Regions from separate parts of the Homo sapiens genome. Here region 2 is linked to region 1. The links are chromatin contacts, found by Hi-C in ENCODE. All regions are on one chromosome and are shown on one strand. The core of a region is the stretch at or near the end of the contact, and the rest is flanking DNA. Distances in the headings are between cores, read along the strand shown. Region 1 holds the start of NCK2 (NCK adaptor protein 2). Region 2 holds the start of GCC2 (GRIP and coiled-coil domain containing 2).

Evidence for each region. A loop is a pair of places that touch in the nucleus more often than their neighbours do. Pooled maps may share reads with other maps.
Region 2: a loop to region 1 is called in a map with no recorded cell type, with 10 times the contacts of the local background. The contact joins the promoter of GCC2 here to the promoter of NCK2 in region 1. A Hi-C loop is called at or near these places in 2 of 37 single-sample maps with no recorded cell type and 6 of 50 pooled maps.

The regions. Positions count from the first base shown.
Region 1 is chr2:105,742,196-105,748,064 of GRCh38, forward strand. It overlaps NCK2 (NCK adaptor protein 2), which reads left to right and starts at 2,717. Exons shown (of 5, transcript NM_003581.5): 1 at 2,717-2,943. RefSeq lists silencers at 2,368-2,687, 2,878-2,937, 3,048-3,437 and enhancers at 3,808-3,877, 3,978-4,027.
Region 2 is chr2:108,445,122-108,451,970 of GRCh38, forward strand. GCC2 (GRIP and coiled-coil domain containing 2) reads left to right here and starts at 4,085. Exons shown (of 23, transcript NM_181453.4): 1 at 4,085-4,159; 2 at 4,512-4,568; 3 at 5,907-5,991. The coding sequence starts at 4,154. RefSeq lists enhancers at 3,025-4,007, 3,912-4,171, 4,008-4,989, 5,075-5,575, 5,576-6,076.

The sequences.
Region 1 (5,869 bases), core at 1,467-3,966:
CTTCAGTCATCAGATAACTTTTGAGGAGACTGTGGTGGGCAATGGGGAGCCATGAGAAGTTCTTGAGCACAACCAGGGACAAATGGAAACAATTTACAGGAAGGTTAGGATGACATTGATGTCCAGTGTGAGTCTGAGGGATTTAAGAAGGAAGTAATGGGAGACCAGTTGGAAGGCAGTAGTTGTGGGGAATTGAACAAGAGTTTTGGAGTCAGGTACATGCTCTGACCCCAGTTCTTTGATCCACTGTTCAAGTGATTTCATCTGTAAAATGGGTATAATACTATTGTGTGTGGATTAGAGATGATATATGTCAAGAATTCAATCAAGGTACATTATAACTATTGCTAGAATGATGTATAAGTTAGGATGCCAGTGATGGAAATGGAAAGAAAGGTGCAGTGGAAAAGATGTTTAAGAATCACCAGGACTCAGAACCATGGGGGTAGTCTGCAAGGGGTCTTGGTGTCATTCAGCGCTCTCCCAGCTTTTCTTGGGGAGAACTCGGAGAGAGGGAAGGAAAAGCCAAGATAACAATGAGATTTCTCCCAGGAGCTGAGGTGCCTGGTAGACTCTTGGCCAGGCCTGAAACCATGGGAGGAGGAGCTGGTCTGGGGAGCAGATGAGTTTCATTTTGAACATGGTGACCTAGAAGAGATGCTGCGCCATGTTTAGGGGGTGCAGATTAGCTGGGGAGCTCTGCAGATTAGCAGGGGAGCTCTCTAAGGCTACAGGTCTGGGGGTTAATCAATGAAGGTTTAGACAGGGAGTGTACAAAAAACAATCAACTCTCTCTTTAAAAAAAAAAGGTGCGTATCAGAATAAAAACAAAGGGCCACCATCTGCCTTGGGGATATCACTTTTACAGGGTGGGAAGACAACAACCTCTCTAGAGGAGGCAGATGGGCAGGTCAGAAAGGTAAGAGAATCAGAACTGGCTGTGTTTGATGAATGAAAAGATGATGGTGTTTCAGGAAATAGCAGAAATGCCACATATTTCAGAAAACTCCACAGGATAAAGATTGATAAAGGGCCACTGGATTTAGATAGAGAATGACATCGGTGACTTCTAAAGAATCAGAGAAAGAAGAGGCATGCAAGAACCACGATTCAGTGAAAGTTTACAAAGCAAACAAGCTACAAACTGGGTCAATATTGCTATACTTATTTTGAGTAAATTAATCTAAAATTGGGCAGACTGATGACTAGAATTCTTCTTTTCTTATTGTAAAGCTAGATATTAGTAACACAAAACTTGCACAAAAGGATGAACTGAAGTAGCTTCTTTCACAAGGTCAAAACAAGGAAAAATGAGGCTGTTCTGATTCCCTGAGCTTGTACCTGATTCCTGCTCAGTGTACTGTGCTTCCTTCCACTTACTGAGCTATTGAGGGCTACCTACTGCCAGGGTACTTCACATAGGAGGTAAGTAAATATTATCTCCCCATATGACAGATTTTAGAAAGGCTGAGGACCACCTGTGCAACGTTACACAGTTCAGGAAGTCAACAGTCAAACACTCACCTGTCTGACTTCAAAGCTACGCTGACTCTAGTTACCTATCCTTGGGTACTTCCCTTCTGGAAGGAAGCAGGAGATGAGTGAATCAAATAATACAGCCTTGTAACCTTGGGTAAATTATTATTGCCTTAATAGTAAGCAGAGACCAGGAGCCTAAGAAAGAATCTCATTAACATGGATGCAGGCTATCCTGCCAGGAAATCAGAATCATTTGAATATTAGGATTTCCTTTGGGAAACCATATGGGGAGGAGAAAAGACATCCGGATGCATGTGTCTGTGAAAGGGAAACTTGTGTCTTTCCCCTTGCTCTTGGGTTTTCATCTTCCAAGTTTGTTTATAGGCTAGCCACAACTCGAGGCTGGGTGAGCTGAACGGTCCCATCATTAGCGACACTCCTTCTAGGGGCACATTCGGGCAGCTCCTCTTCGGGTTCTGCCCCCACGGGTGTGCAACCAGGATTCCACAGGCTGGGGCTGGCCTGGATGCCTGGGAGGCAACAGAGGTCGAGTTTCTTCTTCTTTTAGGAAGTGCCTCGGACAGGGATGATGGACTAAAAATGTGTCTGGTTGGGAAAGTAAATAGATGCAAAGCAAATAAATAAAAATGCCCACAAGCAATTACAGGGAGGAAGTGACATTTTTATTTAAGTCACTTTTCTGATGGACAACAGGCCTGCTTAGCTGAGTGCCGTGGGAATGCTTCCGGGAGGGGGGCGGCTGCCCAGCAACTAGAGCTTCGTGATAAGAACAACGAACAAACAAAAAAGAGGACGCAAAGCCCACCCGGCAGTCATCCCAGGCTGGAAGTTGCCGTCTGTGTTTTCACTCTCCTCCCCACCCACCTACCCTGCCCCCCACCGCCCGCACGCAATTTCGGGCGTGGGGACCCTTTCCTGCCCCCGGCGCCCGGCCCGTGCTGCGCCTCCAGAGCGGAGCGTCCCGCAGCCCCGCGCTATCCCGGCGCCCGTACCGGGACCCGGGCGCGGAGCCTGGCGACGACGGGGGGCGCCCCAGGTGGGTCTCGGGTCCCCGCCCCGCGCGCCCGGGCCTGGGCCGGCCCCTGGGCGGCGTCACGGCGCGGCCGGGGAGGAGCGCGGGAGGAGGAGGAAGAGCGCGGAGGAGGCGGGCGCTGCGCGCCGGGGGAGGGTCGCCGCCGCCGCCGCCGCCGCCGCCGCCGCTGCCGCGGGGATCGTCAGGCCGGAGCCGCGCGGCCGAGCGGGCGGCGGGCGGAGGGGAGGGCTTGGCGGCCGGGAGGCTCGCGGCGCCCGGGCCGGCAGGGTCCGCCCGGGCCGGCAGCGTCCGCCCGGCGGCGGGAGGAGGGAGCGGCGCAGACAAAGAGCGGCGCCTGGGCGGGCGCAGCGCGGCCACCGCCCCGGGACCCGCGCCGCTGCCCTCCGGCTCCGCGGGCGGCCCACGGCGAGGTAAGCGCGGCTAGGCGGGCGTGGGGCGGGGGCCACAAACTTGGGGCCGTTGGGCGGAGTTGGGAGCGCGGCGGGGCTCGCGGGCCGGGGTGCGCCCGGGAAGGGGCCAGGAGAGCGGGTCCCCTCCGCGCCCCTCCGGTGCTCTCGGCCCTGCCGCGGCCTGGGCGCCCCCGACCGCGGACTGCCGGGCACCTCCCGGCTCTGCACCTTCCTGCCCGCCTTCCCATCCCTAACCCCCACCATCGGGGGCCGGCCCAGGGGCGGGGACGCCAGCCAAGGGCGCGGGCGAGGATCAGGGCAGGGGGCCCGGCTGCGGGGCCCGGGGACTGGAGACCCCCGGGTGCGCAGGCTGCGCCTGGCCTGCAGGCGGGCGGCCGGCACGGAGCTCGGGGCTAGCGTGGGACCGTGCGGTGGCCAGGGTCGCCAGGGCGCGTGTGCCGGGGAAGAATAGCCGCGGATCGCAGGGCCCCGGCGCAGGGACGGGGGAGGCCGCGATCGGCCGGGAGAACTTAACCGTGTTTATTACAACTATTTATGTTCGCGCACAAAGCTGCTGTCACATTGCATAAAGGAGGTCCTCGCTTCGGCGAAGGGAGCTTTTGTGCCCGGCTTCAGGCTCTGCGCCCTGCCCCAGATTTACAGGACTCTAACAGCCACCTGAATGAACCAAAGTTTCTCACAATCGCTCGGCTCTCTCGGTTTTTTTCAGGGCGATTTAATCACCGAGTGCTTTTGGAAAAATTTGATATGTGAGTTTTAAGGCATGGAGGGTAACTGCCTTATGAGCACAGTTAGCTTGGCATTGTGTGGAGGGGTTTAATTTGCAAAACGCTTTAATTTGTAGACAATGGGGATCTCTGTGAAGGTCTGCGGTGGATGCTAGGGGTCATTGGCTGGTGGACCCCAGGCACCTGACTTAAACTAGTATTGTAACAGCTTCAGGGACAAAGCCGAGCGTGCGTGGAGTCGGCCTTGGCCACTTCACACAATTCAGGTTGGCAGATTCCTCTTTATTTGGCTTTGTTTATTTTGCCAACAGGTTTAAGGCTGCTTCTGCCAAGTTTGCATCTGCATAATGGGATGAGCAGGCCCCAGTGTGGGCAGGAGGGGGCCTAAAATATCGCAAGGGCCAGCTCCGTCCCTCGACCCAGAAAGAAACAACCCTGAGAGGCCGGTGGGCGTGGCTTGCTGGGACCTACAGGTAGGGGAGTCCCTTCCTGGCCCAGGCGCAGTCCCCGCTTCTCGGAAGGGATTTTGTGTAGGAATGAAAGTGATTCAGGGTGTTTTTCATGCCTCTGTTTTAGATGTAGTTATCAAGTCTCAAAAGTGACTGAAAATGAAATTAACCTGGGCCGCTTTAACTTACCAAAACGGAACTGTGCGTGTGAACACTCCCTCAATTCACTTTGCAAGCTTCATAGATAAGCAGGTGAATTAGTAACAGGATTCAAGCCTTGCGAGTTTTACGTAAAGAGAATGGCAGTCATCGGACACGTGGAGAAGAAATTGACTTCACCTGGAGATTGGGCTAGACATGGAGGTTTTTTGACGTTTGGAACAGGGGTTTCCTGAGAAGCAAGTGTTAACCTGCTTGTGAAGAAGTGAACACGAGGGAAAATCCTACCTCAGTATATTCTGCCCTGGAGGTTGGTTAGATGTAGTTTTGATTGGAGAAGGTGGCGGAATCTTAGTGGTCTTCTGGCGGCTACTTGAGGCTGAAATGGAGAACTTTAGGCATAGGAAGCTGTGGAGGTGCCTGGCCCACTTCCTGTCCCGGAGGCCTCGCCTGGATTCTGAGCTTCTTTCCTGCTTCATAAACATTCAGGGGGGTTGGTCATGAAACACTGGATGAAATTGGGTCACAAATTGCCATCAGGAAGAGTTGGCTGCTGCATAACCCCCTCTGTCCACTTGTGGAGAAACTGACCCTGTTAACCGTCGGGCTTGCTGAAGGTGCCTTGCAGGTGGCTGTGCTCAGTTTTCATGCTTTGTGTTTTGCTTAGGACACGCTGCATACTTAAATCTTCTTCATCCTTGCTCTGTTTGACCCTGCCATATTCCCAGGCTTTGTCATTTACATTTTCGGTTATTTAGCTTTTCCAACAAACAGCAGATCTTATGTACACAGTACTATATTTGAGAAATGCACTACCATCCATATTAAATACACCGGAAATCTTCCTTGCATGTGCACAGACTGGATAACCTTTTAAAATACCCTAAGACTCCCGGAATGGCGCAGAATGCACTGGAGTCCTTTACTTGATCAGTTGCACTAGCTTAGTTTGCCCTGGATAGACCAGGCTGCGAGGCTCTATGGGACACCCATTTTTCTAACTGCTCAAACTGGCTTGCCGTGTGCACTGGGGGAGACAGGGCTTGCGGAAATCATTCTCTGACATTAAAAATGAGGCTTAAAGACTGAAGAGCTCAGAATTGCTTGCTGGAACTACAGGGGAGGATGATGAGTGATGTTTGGAAAAACAAGTAAGCTAACTTTTTTCACAAATGAACTGGAAACTCCCTACAGCTCACTTCAGATGCTTAGGAAATTAGTTTTCCCATCCAGAGGGTTTGCGAGTGGCACTTCCAAATGGTTTCTGTTTCCTAAAATGAGTGATGGAAATACTTCACGGCACGTTTTCAAAGGGCCTAAGCTAAAATGTGATTTCGTGTATCTTGTTCCATGCCTGAGTTAAGGCAACTCAGAAGAAGGTCGTGACGGCCTTTTAACGGGCTATCAAAAGTGTGCAGCTAAAGCAAAAACAGTTTTGCATTTCTTTAGGCCATTTAGTAGCACAATTAAAAAATTAGACTCTTTTCTTTTCCTGCATTTTCCTTTGAACATTTCCCAAAGTATGTTTATTTCTAAAGGTAAATGAACGTTAGCAAGTATTACCTCTGCCCAGTGACACACATCCACATG
Region 2 (6,849 bases), core at 2,835-5,334, 2.7 Mb after region 1:
TCCAGGACTGTGAGACAATACATTTCTGTTGTGTAAGCCAACTAGTCTGTGATACTGTTACAGAAGCCCTGGCAAACAAATAAAATAATTATATAATCTAATAAACTAAAGGCACAGAAGTTTACCCTGACTTAAAGCAGAAACCAAATTCACCAGTGATAGAAGCAGGAGATAGCCAAATGCCTAAGCAGATAGGGAAGGGTCCCCAGAGAATCTCTGACCAGCCACACAAGGGTTTACACCAGATGTTTTGTGCAGATAAGGGAACCTGCACAGGGGTCTTGCCTGGGCATGCCCACAGTGGACTGGAGGCCCACATGCACTGGGGGAATAGGGTGGAGCCACCAGGAATTTGCGCCTTATGCAGGGGAGGAGCCTGGCCTCTTCAACTCATGTGTGGTGGCCCTGGTATTCAATTTGGGAGGTGACAACCTGCTCTCAGGACCCCTCTCTTTGCTGAGAGCTTTCTTTTCACTTAATAAATTCCACTCTCCTCATCCTTCAATGTGGCTGCATGCCTAATTCTTCCTGGTCATGAGAAAAGAACCCAGATTAGCTGAGCTAAGGAGCAAAAAAATCCTGCATCACCAGTATGAACATCTAAGACTCATGAACATTTGTTTTCAATATTGTTATAAAAATTTACTTTATAAATTAAAAAGTAATGCTGGCTAGCTACAGCATGTTGATGTGGCTTTACAGTATAATACCAAATAGATAATATTTTTGTGTCATGGAGGAGAAAGCATTGCACTGAGGGTCAAGAATCCTCTGTTCTGGCCGGGCGTGGTGGCTCACACCTGTAATCCCAGCATTTTGGGAGGCCGAGGGAGGCGGATCACCTAAGGTCGGGAGTTCGAGACCAGCCTGACCAACATGGTGAAACCCCGTCTCTACTAAAAATACAAAAATTAGCTGGGCATGGTGATGCATGCCTGTAATCCCAGCTACTCAGGAGGGTGAGGCAGGAGAATCACTAGAACTTGGGAGGCGGAGGTTGTGGTGACCCGAGATTGTGCCATTGCACTCCAGCCTGGGCAACAAGAGCGAAACTCCGTCTCAAAAAAAAAAAAACAATCCTCAGTTCTGGTACTGGCTCTACCCCTAATCATACTATGAACCTTAGAAAGTAACTTACATTCTGGCTCACTATCTTATCCTGTATAATAAGAGGCAATAGGTTAGGTCAGAACTACATTCACTTGTAAGTATATTAAAAGTAAATTAAAACATATGACTTATCTTTTAGCTACATCAATACAATATAAATGGGCCGGGTGTGGTGGCTCATGCCTATAATCCTAGCACTTTGGGAGGCTGAGGCAGGTGGATCACTTGAGGTCAGGAGTTCAAGACCAGCCTGGCCAAGATGGTGAAACCTTGTCTCTACTAAAAATACAAAAATTATCCAGATGTGGTGGCACTTGCCTGTAGTCCCCGCTACTCGGGAGGCTGAGGCGGGAGAATCACTTGAACCCAAGAGGCAGAGGTTGCAGTGAGCCAAGATCATGCCACTGCACTCCAGCCTGGATGACAAAGCAAGACCTGTCTGAAAAAAAAAAAAAAAAAAAAAGGAGAAGAAAGAAAAAAAAATACAATGTAAATGTAGTTTTTCCATGCTTACCTTAAGAGTTATAATCAAAGCACTGAAGAGCCAAGGATTGATTTTTCTGAAATAAAACTTGCTAGCGAACTAACAAAAAAAGATCAGGTGTCTCTCCGGACCATCCCTAAGCAACAGGTGCCTTTTAATGTGGCTCTTCAGGAGATAATGGCATGTTGGCACCATTCCAAACTGGTAAAGAAGCTATTTTTACTTAGGCAAGACCCTGCAACTTGCTCAAATTATATTATGTTTCAGTAGTGCTGGTTAACATACAGCAGTCTCCATCTACTATACAATGTGACCAGCACAGCACATATTATTGACATTGTTATTAACATTGTTCCTATTTTCTATTTCCATAAATGATTCAAGGTGATTTTTATTTTCTTTTCGGAATTTTCCTATATTTTCCAGGTGTTCTACAATGAACCTGTGTTACTTTTACAATTGGAAAGAAACATATTCGTTAAACAGGTCATAGTTCTGCTCATTAAGGTAATATACATCTTTAAAATGTGAACTTATCTGCAGTCCAGAGAATGTGAAATATAAAGCAGATCTTTCCTATAGGTTTATGAATATCAGAAGATCTCAGAGTACTCACAATCAATTCATAAATATTCATTCTTTAAAGTATGAAAGATGATAAATATATTTAGAAGATTTCAGCACTTACTATAACTAGTGAAGGAAGAAATAAATGATTTCTTCCTTAAGAGGAACAACAACAGAAGGTATCCGATGGTCAAGAACATTATACCTGCCTCCATCATCTCAGAAAATAAAATTCCTGTCCAATGACAACCAGGAAGGCAGATGGGGGTGAGCTCGAGCTGTGTGAGGAGGCCGCTGATGACCTGGAGCTTAGGGGTGTGCTGACCCTCATCTCCCTGGGGATTCCCAGGAGACGCTGCCCTACCTGTAGCTGCAACTCATGGACCCTGTTACCCAGCCAAGTGCAATGGAGGGCTGGCGAGGGAAGAAAGATCAAAGGAAGAAAAGAAAGGTTCTTTTTTATTTCAAGTATGAGAAAAAGAGAGTTCTACTGTGAGAACATCAACTCTTCTGTAGCTATTGATGTAGCCAAACTCCTGGAATGTAACTATATCTAACAGTGTTTCTCTGAGAAACTTTTACAGGATTGGAATGTGTGTAGTATCTAGTTAACCTGCTATTTTATTGCAAGTGATTTTTTCAAGTTATTAATTGAAATAGGAGTCTACCGTAAGTTGCTCTTAACTTGGGGAACTACTTTGAATGGCATTAATCTGGACCATTAATAACAATGTATACTTGGGGATTGTGTGTGTGTGTGTGTATACATGTGTGTGCATATATGTGTGTACACACACGTGCACACACACGTGCGCGCACACGTGCACACACACACGTGCACACACACACGTGTACACACACACGTGTACACACACACGTGTGTTACTGTACGTGGAGACTGTACATCTTAGGTCACACACCACCCCTGAACCAATCCTACAAACACCATAGGTGATACACACTGTCAAAGACAAAGAGTAGATGTCCACAATAGCTGTTCTTTCTCGTTTATAACACTTCTTTTACCTAGTAATAATCAGCTACCATTTACTCGATACATACTGTGTGCTGCCTCTTCAACCTTTTGACCATTTAAACTACAGGAAACTAGGTTATCTTCAGGTTACCTTAGTTATGGGAGTGTATGGAAAACATTAATGGGAAGGTGAAAGCGCAGCAAACCACTTCAGCAGTTAACAGAAAGGCTCTCAGAGCACTGGACCGCCAATCAGGACACAGCAGCAGCTCTGGGATTCGACCACAGATTCTCTGGCGTGCCCTTCGGGAAAGGGTGGCCTCGGGCCCCCTACTCTACAGAGTCTCCTCCCACGGCTGCCCAGTTCCCTGGCCGACTATCTTGCCTCCACCACATCACCATCAGTACCGGGCGGCTGCAGGGCAGAGCTGTCCAGGGACCTCCTCACAGCCTCCAGAGTCAAGAAATGCCTCCTCAGGGAAGCCCTCTACCGCATCCCTGACCTGTGAGTCACGGAGCTCCCGGGCACCATGCTGGCCACAAATGCCTAAGGAGCCCCCCGGAACCAGCTGTGGGTCCCGCAGGCACTCGCAGGCTAGCGGACACCTTTGGAGGACTGAGAGACCTGTCCTGCAATCCAATGTTCCTCACTCTCACAAGATTTTACAGACGTGGAAACCGAGGCCCGAGGCCCCAAGGGGTAATCGGCCCGCCTTCCCATGCCAATAACCGGCAGTGGCGGGACCCACACCTACTCCGTGACCTGCAGGCCCAGGGGTCGAGCCCCAGGTAGAACGTCTAGACGGACTCCGCCCTTAGCGCCGTACGGGGAACCTTCTCCCGGACGCAGACACGGAAGCGGAAGTGCTGCCGAGCTGTAGCTATGGAGACGTGGGGGGCGGGCCGCCCGGAGAGCGCGACCTTTGACCTGCAGTAGAGCCTACGTCAGAGGCTGGCGCAAACAGAAGTGCAGCGGTGGCGGCGGCTGGTTGCGGGCCGGCGGCGGGCTGGCGGAGATGGAGGTAACTCAGGTCGGGCCCACTGCCTCCCATCAAGCCTTCCGCGCCGCGATTTGGGATGTGGGAGTGGGCCCGATGGGAGGGCGCGGTAGTCTCCCTCTTGGTGTCCCGAAGCCCGCGCTGCTGTCGCCTCCCCATCTTTCGTAAACTCTATCCCTGGGGGTTACCTGCCCCGTAGAGCCCGTTTGTGTACGAATTGCCACAGCGACCGCCTCCGTCCGCCCTCATTCTCTGTCTCACGAGGCTTTCCACCACTTGATTCCATAGAAGGTTTTTCCCTGTAAGGGTTCTACGCGTTCCGTGTGGAATTAGGAAAAGAGTTCTTCTGACACCTGGGTTTGATTTTGTTTTGCAGGATCTTGTTCAAGATGGGGTGGCTTCACCAGCTACCCCTGGGACCGGGAAATCTAAGGTGAAGAGAATACTTGAATAGCGGGCTTCCTGAAGAGTGGAAGGGTGATGAATTGGAAAACTTTGGCATGGGGAAGGGGGGGGCGCTGATTTTTTTTTTTTTAATAGCCTTGCTCCAAGGGATCTCAATTTTAGTGTGCGCAATCGCCCATTTCCTGTTTCTCCCCCGCCCACCCCGATATAGAAAGACTTTTTGTTTGCTTCCTGCTCCTGGTTAGCACTGCTGGGAGATCCTGCTATTTTTCGAACATAAAGCAGTCTAAGAAGGTTTATATAGTGGTGTAGTGGAAGGAGCAGTGACATAGGGTAGGAATCAAGGGATTCTGATCTGTGGGCTCCAGTTTCTACATTGCCAAAGAGTTTAATTAGTCCAGTTTTATGGCCCTGTACAATGTTTAACATTCAATCATTCTAAATGATAGTGGTTTATTGCTAAGGTTTATTGTGTGCATGCTAAATTTCTGGCGCTTGCCTAACCACTCAGTTCCTTCGTTTAAGCTTCATGATAACCATGAGATAGGTACTGTTGTTACCCTCCTTTTACAGATGAGAAACCTGAGACCACAGGCTTAAGCAATTTTCTCAAGTGGTAAAGCTCAATTTTTTAATTAAAGCCTGAATGTTACCCGGTTCATCTTGCTGCTGTAATTATGCGTAAATTTTCTTGTGACCAAAGACTTGCAGCCTTGAATAGAATGAAATAATTTTACAGCTCCAAGGAATTTTAAGTAGCATTAGCTCCAACCTACTGATTTTACAATTAAATCAAAAGCTAGCAATGTCAACCTGTAACATTAGCTATAAGAGGATATGGCCTGGTTTTTACGTTTCATAGTAGTTGCATAACTAATTTTTAGTAGTTGCATAGCAATTACAGAATTGACGTTGCATTTGCTGATTTTAAAAAATGTGGCCGGGCGCGGTGGGTCACGCCTGTAATCCCAACACTTTGGGAGGCCGAGGCGGGCAGATCACCTGCGGTCAGGAGTTTGAGACCAGCCTGGCCAACATGGTGAAACCCCGTCTCTACTAAAAATACAAAAATTAGCCGGACGTGGTAGCGGGCGCCTATGATCCCAGCTATTTGGGAGGCTGAGACAGGAGAATTGCTTGAACTTGGGAGGCAGAGGTTACAAGTGAGCCAAGATCGTGTCATGCACTCCGGCCTGGGCAATAGAGCGAGACTCTGTCTCAAAAAAAAAATGTGGAACAAAGTATGCGGTTGGCATAAAGATTTATTCTGTAGAATGTTTTTGTTTTCTAGCAGACATTGTTTCTTTTTTGTGGTATACTAGAAACATGAGTTATAACAAGTTGGTAACATGACCACATCTTTCAGCTGGAAACATTGCCCAAAGAAGACCTCATCAAGTTTGCCAAGAAACAGATGATGCTAATACAGAAAGCTAAATCAAGGTGTACAGGTATTGGGTTGAAAATACTCATCTTGATCACAGTCTCTTTAATCGTGGTTTAAAATGGTAGTTTTTAAAATAATGCATTGGCTTGTTTTTGTTTGTTTTCCAGTGATTCCAAGTACACCTTAGTGTAGTAGAATCTGTTATTTAACATTCTAAAAATTTACCTCTGATTTCTAAATTATTCCCACATCTCTAAACCACAGTGACTTTTGAGTTGTTAAAGTCAGGGAGGAGGATTTTTAAAGTTTGTGTAAGTTAAGTGTGTTTTTCCTTCATGTAGACTTTAGATTCTTCTGAGTTCTGAGTAAAGTGTTTTTTCAAGAGAAGTCAGTTGAAATGTTAGAGACAGAAGATAAGCCCAAAGAGATGGAAAGCTTCCTCAATTAAAATAATAAAAGACTTCCATTTACAGATATTGAAGTATGTTTACCTGCTGAAGTTGATTGATTCCCTATTCAGTTTTCTTTTTATTCCAGAAGGAAAAAGATCTTAGCACCTTTTTTTTTTAGTATATGTACATGAGCTCTTGAATTTCCAGTGACTTATAAATATTAACTGCTTAGCCTAAAAGCTAAGACTTATTTTCTATTAGAAAAGATAAAAGTATGTCTTGGGAGTTTGGATCACCTTGCAATGAAGAGAATAATTTATTTGGAAAGAAGTTCTAGGCCTGAGATCTAGGCATTTGCTAATTAAACACTTAGATTAACGTTTCTTTTCTCTCTCTCTCTCTTTTTTTTTTTTTTTTTTCAAGACGGAGTCTCGCTCTTCTTGGCCAGGCTGGAGTGCAGTGGCGCAATCTCGGCTTACTGCAACCTCCCCTTCCCGGGTTCAAGCGATTCTCCTGCCTCAGCCTCCCGA